Linked DNA regions of Homo sapiens: region 1 is linked to region 2. A link is a contact called in ENCODE Hi-C or POLR2A ChIA-PET data. All regions are on one chromosome and are shown on one strand. The core of a region is the stretch at or near the end of the contact, and the rest is flanking DNA. Distances in the headings are between cores, read along the strand shown. Region 1 holds the start of MLF2 (myeloid leukemia factor 2). Region 2 holds the start of CD9 (CD9 molecule).

Region 1 (4,938 bases), core at 1,512-4,011, 550 kb before region 2:
GACGGAGCCTTGCTCTGTCGCCCAGGCTGGAGTGCAGTGGCAAGATCTCGGCTCATTGCAACCTCTGCTGCTGGGTTCAAGCGATTCTCATGCCTCAGCCTCCCAAGTAGCTGGGAGTACAGGCACGTGCCACTATGCCTGGCTAATTTTTTTGTATTTTTAGTAGAGACAGGGTTTTGCCATGTTGGCCAGGTTGGCCAGGCTAGTCTCGAACTCCTGACCACAAGTGATCCAACCACCTCGGCCTCCCAAAGTGCTGGGATTACAGGCGTGAGCTACCGCGCCTGGCCAGCAGATTCTTAAGTTTTGGAAGGAAGAAGAGAAAGGACTCTAGGCACCTAAAGGCGGTACGTAAAGGATAGCAGGTGGCTGAGCACAGTGGTTCATGTCTGTAATCCCAGCACTTTGGGAGGCCAAGTTTGGGCGAATCACTTGAGCTCAGGAGTTTGAGACCAGCCTGGGCAACATGATGAAACTCCCCATCTCTACAATTTAATTAAAAAAAAAACAAAAAAACGGATAACAGGTAACTAAAAAAGAAAAAGGTGGCTACAAGACTGTATGCCTTCAATTGGCAGAGACCGTGTCTTATATTTTGTATGTATGCTTAATACAATGTACCTAGGACAGTTCCAGGCCTCATTAAACATTTGCTTTTTATTTTTATTTTTATTTTTTTTGGAACAGAGTCTCGCTCCATCCCCCAGGCTGGAGTGCAATGGCGTGATCTCGGCTCACTGCAACCTCCACTTCCCAGGCTCAAGTGATTCTCCTGCCTCAGCCTACTTGTGGGATTACAGGTGCTTGCTACCATGCCCGGCTAATTTTCGTTTTTGTTGTAGTTGTTGTTTTGAGACGGAGTCTCACTGTCGCCCAGGCTGGAGTGCAGTGGCACAATCTTGGCTCACTGCAATCTCCATCTCCTGGGTTCAAGCGATTCTCCTGCCTCAGCTTCCTGAGTAGCTGGGATTACAGACATGTGCCACCACGCCCAGCTAATTTTTGTATTTTTAGTAGAGACTGGATTTCACTTTGTTGGTCAGGCTGGTCTCGAACTCCTGATCTTGTGATGTGCCCGCCTCAGCCTCCCAAAGTGTTGGGATTACAGGCGTGAGCCACTGCGCCAGGCCTTAAACATTTGTTGATTGGCTGGACAATAAAGAACTTGCTTTAGAAGGAGGAGAGGACAAAAGAAAAAAAATGGATAGGATCTCTTTAGTTAAGTTTCAGCCACAGAACCTTTACTGGGACAACTCTTGATCACATGTCAAACTGCTTTCATTTGGGGCAAGAGGATAAGGGGAAGTTGCATGGTGGGAAGTGCAGAGATCTGGAAGACAGAAGATTTTACTAAGTCTCTTCCCCCAGAAATAGCAATGAAAAACAAATTTACTTGTATTCTGTCTGTTTTCCTTTGACTTGCCAGTCTGTCAGCTTATATCTTAATTATCTATCTCTGCTCCCTGTCTCTATTATTGTTTTTTCCTCTTTAATAATGATCAAGTCCAAAGAAACGTGAGAAGCCCTGTTCCTAGCACCTTTTCCTGAGTCACCAGGGACCCCCTCTTTCTCCCCCAGGGAATTACTGGGAACAAGTCTTTCTCATTGGGTCAGACTCCACACAGCACTAATATGGCTAAAAGCCAGAGTAAAGAACCAGGGAAAGCTGGAGTTTGGATGAGTCTGGTTAAAGTCCATCCTAGACAGTCCAAATGCCCTGACCCCAAAGGGGAAGGCCCTTCTCTCCAGCAGAGCCAGATTTTATGCAAGACATTTAGTATGTCAAAGTATCAGTCTCTGGCCTTGGAGGCAGGTCTTCTGGGCCCCGTTTTAGCTCCTCCCCTGGGTGATCCAGGTTAACTGAGCTCTCCACTCCTTTGTTCCCCCAAACTTTAGACCTTTGACCTAAGAAAGCAACCAAGAAAGGTCAGTGCAGGACTGGGAGCTCTTGAGGACACAAGAATTAGAGTAAAAGGAAGGGGAGAGTGGCATTAAACTAATAGATTCAGAACTGTAGCCTTTCCCCAGTCCAACCCTTCACAGATGGGTAACGGGGGAGGGTCCAGGTCCCTCTCCAACGCGAGTTCTCAAGGGCCTCCGGTTCCAGCCTGGCCGAGGAGCGCCATCTGGCGGCCAACCCCCCAACCTGGATCCTCTGCCCCATCCGACTTTCTGAAGCCCGAACTAGATCTGGGCTGGAGAGTTTCACCTCCTCTGCGTCACTCCGGGGACTCCGCCCTGCCAGGAACGCTCCTCCTCAAGCGGGGACAGGCCCAAGCGCCTCCCCCGCAGGAAAACTGCCCATCCTCCCTCTAGGGTAGACTGCTTCTCCAGTAGAGTCGGCTTAAAGCTCCCCCCAGGGATCCGCCCCGCCTCGTCGCCCACAGAGCGCCCGCCTCTCCCCAAGGGGCATCTGCCCCTCGTCCTCCAGTTTCCCCTTGAGGAGGGAGAGAGAACGTGCTGCACTGCGCCCCCAGGTTCAACCTCCAACCCGGTCCCTCCCGAAGAATGGATTCCTCTTCTCCTTCTCCTCCCCTGCCTTATGGGAGCCTCTTCCAGTCCACAGAACCCAAATCGAGGTTACTAATGAGCTCCCCTTCTTCGTGCCCAGGGGACCCCTCTCGGCCTCAGGCTCTGCTCCCCTGAGCTTGGCCCATGGCCCCGGCGCCCCTGGGACTCGGCCCCAGCCATCTCACCACCCGCGCCAGGGGGCGGGGCTCCCACGGCCCGGCCCCGGGTGGGCGGGTCTATCGTGACGTCACTTCCGCCCGGGCCTGGCCGAGGTTCGGGCTCCGTTGGCCGAGGGGGCCGTACGGAGGTGGCAGCTGTGGGAGGAGGCGGCGTGGAAGGCCGAGGAGCTCAAGCCCGGACCAATCCCCACGTTCCGGGCCGCGACCCTGACCCTGCAGCGTACCGGGAAGCGAAACCGGCCGGATGGGCCGCTGAGCCCGAATCGGGCACTGGTGAGGCTCGGGCAGAGCTGGCAGCCCCGGACGGGAGCGGGCCCACGGGGCTGCAGGGTCTGGGAGCCCGGGATGCGGGGTGGGGAGAGGAGAGGCTCAGGCCTACCTCTCCTGCTCGCCTGGCGGGGAGGCGGGAGCTAGAGGAGTCGCAGACAGGCGCGGGGGGCTTAGTGAGGCCCGCCTGGGGGAGGCCTGAGTGTAAGGAGGGGGCGGGGTGACTGGGGTCATTAATGGGGCGGAGGACCTGCACTTGGCATTCTCATCTAGAACGGTGTCGTCGGCGGGAGGAGGGGAGAGTATGCTACCGGCCAGAGCTTTGGGAAGAGGATGGCTCTGAGTGGGGGAGGGAAAAACCGAGAGGGTTGGAAAAATTTTCCATGGCCCTAATTGAGAAAGAGGTTTGAAGAGCCCTTCCCTCCCTAGAGGGTTGTGTGGAACACCTGGAGTAGGGTCTCCCTGGAGTTTAGGGGGTCAGTTACAGGATTTGGAAAGGACAGTGCTCTGAGAGTCCCCACACTGAGTGGGTGTGCAAAACCCTGGCCACCTCCAAGTATCTGAGCTTCCATATCTTTCCAGTGTGGAGCCCCCTGGAGCTGAGATCAGGATGTTCCGCTTCATGAGGGACGTGGAGCCTGAGGATCCCATGTTCCTGATGTGAGTATTCCCTCCCCCTCAAGCTCTCCCACTCCAGGTCTCTGAGCAGTTCAGGCAGACATCGGGGTTCCCATTGCTAGGAATGGTTGGAACTGGCTGGATACCTAGCTCCTACCTAGCAGGAAGTAGGCATCGGTGCCACTGTTGCTCTGTGCGTATTTTTTTGCAGGGTGGTGGAGGGATTGACAGTTTGGCGCTTCTGCCATCCATACTATGTGCTCACTCCACAGGGATCCCTTTGCTATTCACCGTCAGCATATGAGCCGTATGTTGTCAGGTGGCTTTGGATATAGCCCCTTCCTCAGCATCACAGATGGCAACATGCCAGGGACCAGGCCTGCCAGCCGCCGGATGCAGCAGGTAATGATGCTGAGACACACCTGAGACCCAAAGAAAGGTTGGAGGTTAGTTAGGAAAGCACTTAATTTTCTTGCACTACAGCCAACTGAGCAAGTGAAATGCTCTAGGAGTTGGGGAAAGGGTCAGGAAAAAGGGCTTTGTGACTCCCTTTTGAGAGGATGGAAAAAAATTGAGGCCATGGGCCTGGTTTGGGATTGTAAAGAGATAGGATGTGGTCTCTAATTTCTGTTCCTCATGTGTTCCTGTAGGCTGGAGCTGTCTCCCCCTTTGGGATGCTGGGAATGGTGAGTCTTTATCTCCCTGTGTCCTTCCATCTCAGACACACTCTCTACCCTTAGATATTATTCCCAAATGTGCCTCTTAGGAATAGTTTCATGAGTAACCCCAGAATCTTCTCTTTTTATGGCATTCACAAAGCTCTGAGCCTGTTGGGTACTAGGAGCCCTGTGGGTTAAAGGTGTTAAACTCTTGTTGGGAGGCCGAGATGGGTGATCACTTGCAGTCAGAAGTTCGAGACCAGACTGGCCAACATGGTGAAACCCCGTCTCTACTAAAAATACCAAAAAAGCCAGGCATGGTGGCACACACCTGTAGTCCCAGCTACTCTTGAATCCGGGAGGTGGAGATTGCAGTGAGCCGAGACTGCGCCACTGCCCTCCAGCCTGGGCAACAGAGCCAGACTCCATCTCAAAAAAAAAAAAAAGAAAAGATGTTATTAACTGTTGTACTCCTAGAAGTTCATACGCATTAGGAAGATGTAATTGTCTAGCAAAATTTGTTCTTTTGAGGAGGGAAGTGCAGTTAAAGGGCCAACTAGAGATGATTTTTTGGTAGGTTTTAACAATTTCATGCCTTACCTCTTTAGAGTTTAGAATCCATTACTTTGGCTTGCTTCCTAAAGATGGGGGGAATATAGCAAGCAGGAGAAGGAAAATTGGATCACAGCAGTCACAGAGACTGA
Region 2 (5,050 bases), core at 147-2,646:
AAGTGCTGGGATTACAGGCATGAGCCACTGTGCCTGGCCAAGTGCACTTTTTTGTTACAAGACTCTGGTGGCATGCACCTGTTTCTACATCCATCTATCTTGAGAGTGGCATAGAGACTCTCTTCCTGCCTGCAGAGCGGCAAGTATTGTCATGTGTGTGCAGGGAATGTGGCTATAGAAACAAGGACACAAGGGTTTCCTATTCCTTGCTTCTGTCGCCTCTCAGCCTTCCCATTTGTAGAGGCTGAGTGGCCTGCAGCAGGTGTCTCTGGAGCTCCTGGCCCCGCTGGCCTCTCCAGATGAACGTCCGCTCTGCGCCCTGCCTGGCCTTGGGTGGGCCGCCTGGGCTGGCGGGGAGGGGAGAGGGCAAGGCCAAGGCTCTCCTGGGCGGGCAGCTGGCTGGCACCTGATCTCTCCCGGAAATGCACACACAGGACTCATCCCACTAGAGGCGCAGATAGGTATCTGCCCCCTCCTCTCCCGAACTCTGAGTTCTCTCCAGTGAAGATACTTATCGTCCTTGAAAGAAATCAAGACAAGCTAGTCTTTCAGGGAGCTACCAGGGAGTTCGGCGCTCTCACGGTGGCTCAGAATCAAAGTCTGAGGGAACGGGGGCCTGCGAGGTTCCTCCTCAAGGGTGGAGGGGCCCCCGACTCTCAGGGACTGGGTCCCGGGGCCGGACCCGCGGCCGAGGCACCCCTGCCGCTCCTGCGTAAAAGTGAGAGCCGCTCTTGGCTGAGCTCTCGCCGTGCCCGCACCCTCCCTTCCTGGCGCCCCCTACTACCTGGGAGACCCCACCCGGTCACAAGCCATACTGCTCACCACAGTCCTCCTTGGCCTTGGCCCAAAGAGGGGTGCTCCGCTTCTCCCTGCCTTCCTCTCTGGCACTCGGAGGGACTTGAGCTGGGAGCAGACACACACCCCAGCTCAAATCCTAGGCGAGCTAAAGTGCTCAGGACCCTCCCGCACGCCTCATCTCAAGAGGGCCCGGCTCCCCACGCCGGCTGGGCGGTGATGAGCCCCCACCCGAATGCGCCCGTCGCGGCCGTCCCGCCCGGCTCTGGACCCGGCCTTGGAGCCAGCTGGCAGCCGCAGGGCGCTCTCTCTTCCCGCCCGGTGCCTGCCCGGTGCGGGCAGTGCCAGCTGCCGGCACTCGCGGCCGCGGCCAGTGTCCGGGGCCCGCGAACAGGTGGGCCCTGAGAGGAGCGCGCGGCAGTCGCGCTCACTCACCCAGAAGATGAAGTTAAATCCGAACAGCAGGTATTTGATGCACTTGGTGCCTCCTTTGACCGGCATGGTGAGGGCTAACTTAGCCTGGGCCGAACGGGTGCGGGACTGGGGGGCGCGCGCAGCTGGGACTGGCGGGACCTGGCGCTGGATACAGATGCAGGCGGCTGTAGGCTGGTCTCCGGCTGCACTTTTAAAAAGTGCCACTCCTTAGGGCGCGCGACCCGCTGCGGTGCGCATGTGCCGGGAAAAGCCGCCCCCACTCCCCCCGCCGGCCACGCCTCCCGCCCCACCGGCCCCGCCCGGGCCGCACCCCCCCCGCCCCCCGCCCCCGCCCAGGTCGGCGAGCCCCGGCCCCAGCTGCCCCGCGGAGCCCGACCCTCTCCCTGTTTCCCCGCCTAGTCGCCCTAACCCCCACCCGCCACCCACTCCTTCTTCAAGCCGTCTTGGGGTCTTTGCAGGCAGCCACTCCCTGCCACTTTTACCGCGGACTTACGTGGAGGCCTCGCCCTTCCGGTTCCCCCGCGTTTGGTCTGGGCGCCGGACCGGGCGTTCTGCTTTGGGAGACTCTTCCCCGGGTCGTCAGGGCTAAAGGCCCCTTGGCCAAGGCCTGCTGCCAGAGTGAGGGGCCCTTCTGCTTTGCGAGGATTTAAAGGGAAGCCGCCTGGCTTAATTTCGCCCTCGTCTGTCTCCTTGCAAACCTTCGCTCGCTGACCATACTTTTCATTGGGCACAGCATGTGGGGTAGGAGGAATTAGAAGCGCGCAGTCTGGGTGGGATGACAGATGGGAGGCTTTTGGAAGTAATTAGCAAATACCTATCACCGAATAATAACACAGCTGAGGGCTGGGCAGTCCCCAAGCGCTTCCTGCACTTGAGGTTTAGTTGCCCCAGAGGGAAAAAGGGTCTGTAGACGGCTTCTGTTTTCTCTCTACTCCTCCACCCCACCCTCCCTCCTGCGTCTTTGGACTTGCTCGCTGCTGCCTTGAACTGCTCCAGATGCCGAGCTCGGAGCGCTTCTCCTGAGCTCACAAACTTTCTGTAGCTCTCCAGATTCAAGGACCTAAGTCGAAATTCCTCGTCTTGCCCTCAAGGCCCTGTACAGAGCACTGATCTGACTTCTCCCGGACCCAGAGCCCACCCCACTCGCTGGCCGGCATGCGCCCTGGCTGGCTGGCCCCCCCCCAACGTCACTTGTAGGAATTCTGTGGGTCTTTAAACACTCCTTTCCTGATTCTCTGGAGTGGACGAGGAGAGTCACCTTCTTTTGAAGTCCCCGAATCCCTTTGTATTATTTTCAAAATGAAGTTTCCTTTACTGTCCTTTATGATTACAAAAGCAAGATACAGTCATTACAGAAACAACCGAAATACCAAGAAGTGAAAGGAACAGACCTCAAAATTCTGCTCACCAGAAACAGCCACTGTTAGCACATTGCTGTTATTTGCCTGTTTATTATCAGTAGACTTGTCTCATTGGTTCAAAAACATTTTTCAGTATCTATTAGGGTATTTCATTAGGGGTAGGAGCTGAAAAACATGGATTAGTCCTTGTTTCTGCTCAGGGACCAGTGTGGGAGGAGACAGGCAGCCAGACAATGGTTTGAGGGTGATAGGTGCAGTTACGGGGAGAGGCTTGGGGGCTAAGAGGCTAAGGAGAGGCCTCTGACCCAGACTGGGAGATGATGCTGCAGAACCACAGGGAAAGTTGCCGCCAAGGGAGAATCCTGGGCAAAGGCTGGGGCAGGGGCTGTCCGGGCTCTGGGCTGGAGCCTGGAGTCACGGGGTAGTTTGTGGGAAGGTGAGAAAGAGCCTTGTGCTCCTGGACTTTGCACTCTGAGCATTAGGGGCCACCGAAAGGTTCAAGCAGGGGAATGGTTGGATCTGCTGTGTTTTCAGAGGTTCTCTGCCTGTGTTTTAGGTAGTTGGGTGGGGGAAGGCCGGAGGGGCAGGTAGGAAGCCCCTTGAGGACCAGGACCATTGTTGGCATCTCCAGTCCTTGGCTCAGTGCTTTACGGGATTGCATGGAACATGGAGATGTTGTATTTGGGGAGACGCAATCAGGTAATATGAGGGGAGCAGTGGTAGATGAAAGTTGAGCTGAGGACCAGGTGCAAATCTGCTAGGAGGCTGTGGAGTAGTTCAGGTGAGAGAAGAATGAATGAAGGCGGGGCAATGGGATAAAGCCTAGAGAAGGCAGGGCAAAACCCCATGAGGTGTCAGGCCGGGAAGGGGAGGGAGAGATCAGAGGCAGAGCAGCAGAAGCTAGTAACAAGTAGGGGCACAGGGCACATCCCCACGTCAATCTGAGTCCGAGAGGCTCCCCAGAGCAGGGGACATTGCAGCAGCTGACTTGACTTGGGAAGGTGGAGTCAGTAGTCAATGCGGAGGAGGGAATTCCAAGAGGGAACTGGATATGCAAAGACACAGAAGCGGGCAGCTGGCTGCACTGGGGAAACAACCGATAGTGGTACATGGGGAGGAAGGAGGACAAGGAAGGAGAGGCAGGGCCTAAACTGAGCCTAATGCCAAGAGGACAAGCAGAGGAATTTTGGTGATGCTTGACTTTACACATCCTAACCAGTGTCCAGGATGATTCCAGCACAGGGGAGGAGTGTGAAGCACCCTGGAGGGTGGGAAGGAGGCCGGAAAACAGTCAGTGTTCCATTGTGCCCTTTTGGGCCTGCGTCCATCTATCTTGGGAGACAGGTCTTAGGAAAAGAAAGATTTTATTGCATCTCCCCCTTCTCCCAAGTTAACAAGTACTGGTGGGAGGAGTTCAGTAAATATTTAAGTTTATAATAGAAATTACTTATTAGGGTAAACGTGAGTGTTGACAGAGGAAATCCACAGGGAGGCCTTAGAACCTGCCTGCCACAGAAGCGCTGCAGAAACGCTGCCTGTTGCTCCTATTCCTATTATTGTTTACACTGAAGAAAGAATTGGGGTCAGCCTATATAGTTCAGTGCCACATTCGTATAATCAAGGCATCCTTTTTATGTGATGAGAGCATTGGGCCTGAAGTGAGGGGGTCTGAGTTCTACTCTTGGTTCTGACCCTTTGGTCTATGTTAGGCAGGCAGCCTCCTCTCTGGGCCTCAGTCTCCTCACCTGTACAAGAGTATTGTGAAAGGAAAATAAATCTTAGGACCCCAAAATCAATAAGCCAAAGGAAAAAATCAAGCTGGGAACTGCCACAGGCAAACCTGCCTCCCATTCCTAAATAAGATAGCTACAAAGATTTTTTAAAAAGCTATGCACTTCTCGGCCGGGCGCAGTGGCTCACGCCTGTAATCCCAGCACTTTGGGAGGCCAAGGTGGGCGGATCACGAGGTGAGGAGATCGAGACCATCCTGGCCAACATAGTGAAACCGCATCTCTACTAAAAATACAAAAATTAGCCAGGCATGGTGGCGCATACCTATAATCCCAGCTACTCGGGAGGCAGAGGCAGGAGAATCCCTTGAACCAGGGAGTTGGAGGTTGCAGTGAGCCGAGATCGCGCCACAGCACTCTAGCCTGGCGACAGAGTGAGACTCCGTCTCAAAAAGAAAAAACAAAAAAAGCTATGCACTTCTTGTTGGGCGCTGTGACTCACACCTGTGATCCAAGCACTTTAGGAGGCCGACGCGGGAGGATCATGAGGTCAGGAGATCAAGACCATCCTGGCTAACACGGTGAAACCTCGTCTCTACTAAAAATACAAAAAAATTAGCCGGGCGTGGCGGCGGGCGCCTGTAGTCCCAGCTACTCAGGAGGCTGAGGCAGGAGAATGGCGTGAACCCGGGAGGCAGAGCTTGCAGTGAGCCGAGATCGCGCCACTGC

The links. A loop is a pair of places that touch in the nucleus more often than their neighbours do. ChIA-PET counts read pairs that join two places held with the same protein, here RNA polymerase II (POLR2A).
Region 1: a loop to region 2 is called in a map of vagina, with 7 times the contacts of the local background. The contact joins the promoter of MLF2 here to the promoter of CD9 in region 2. A Hi-C loop is called at or near these places in 1 of 168 maps with a recorded cell type or tissue (vagina). POLR2A ChIA-PET finds 5 or more read pairs at or near these places in 1 of 52 experiments (WTC11).

The regions. Positions count from the first base shown.
Region 1 is chr12:6,750,964-6,755,901 of GRCh38, reverse strand. It overlaps MLF2 (myeloid leukemia factor 2), which reads left to right and starts at 2,761. Exons shown (of 9, transcript NM_001382226.1): 1 at 2,761-2,963; 2 at 3,540-3,617; 3 at 3,848-3,977; 4 at 4,226-4,261. The coding sequence starts at 3,568. RefSeq lists enhancers at 2,205-2,374, 2,405-2,454 and a silencer at 2,625-2,864.
Region 2 is chr12:6,196,746-6,201,795 of GRCh38, reverse strand. CD9 (CD9 molecule) reads right to left here and starts at 1,396. Exons shown (of 8, transcript NM_001769.4): 1 at 1,231-1,396. The coding sequence starts at 1,296. RefSeq lists enhancers at 1-73, 1,300-1,911, 1,912-2,524.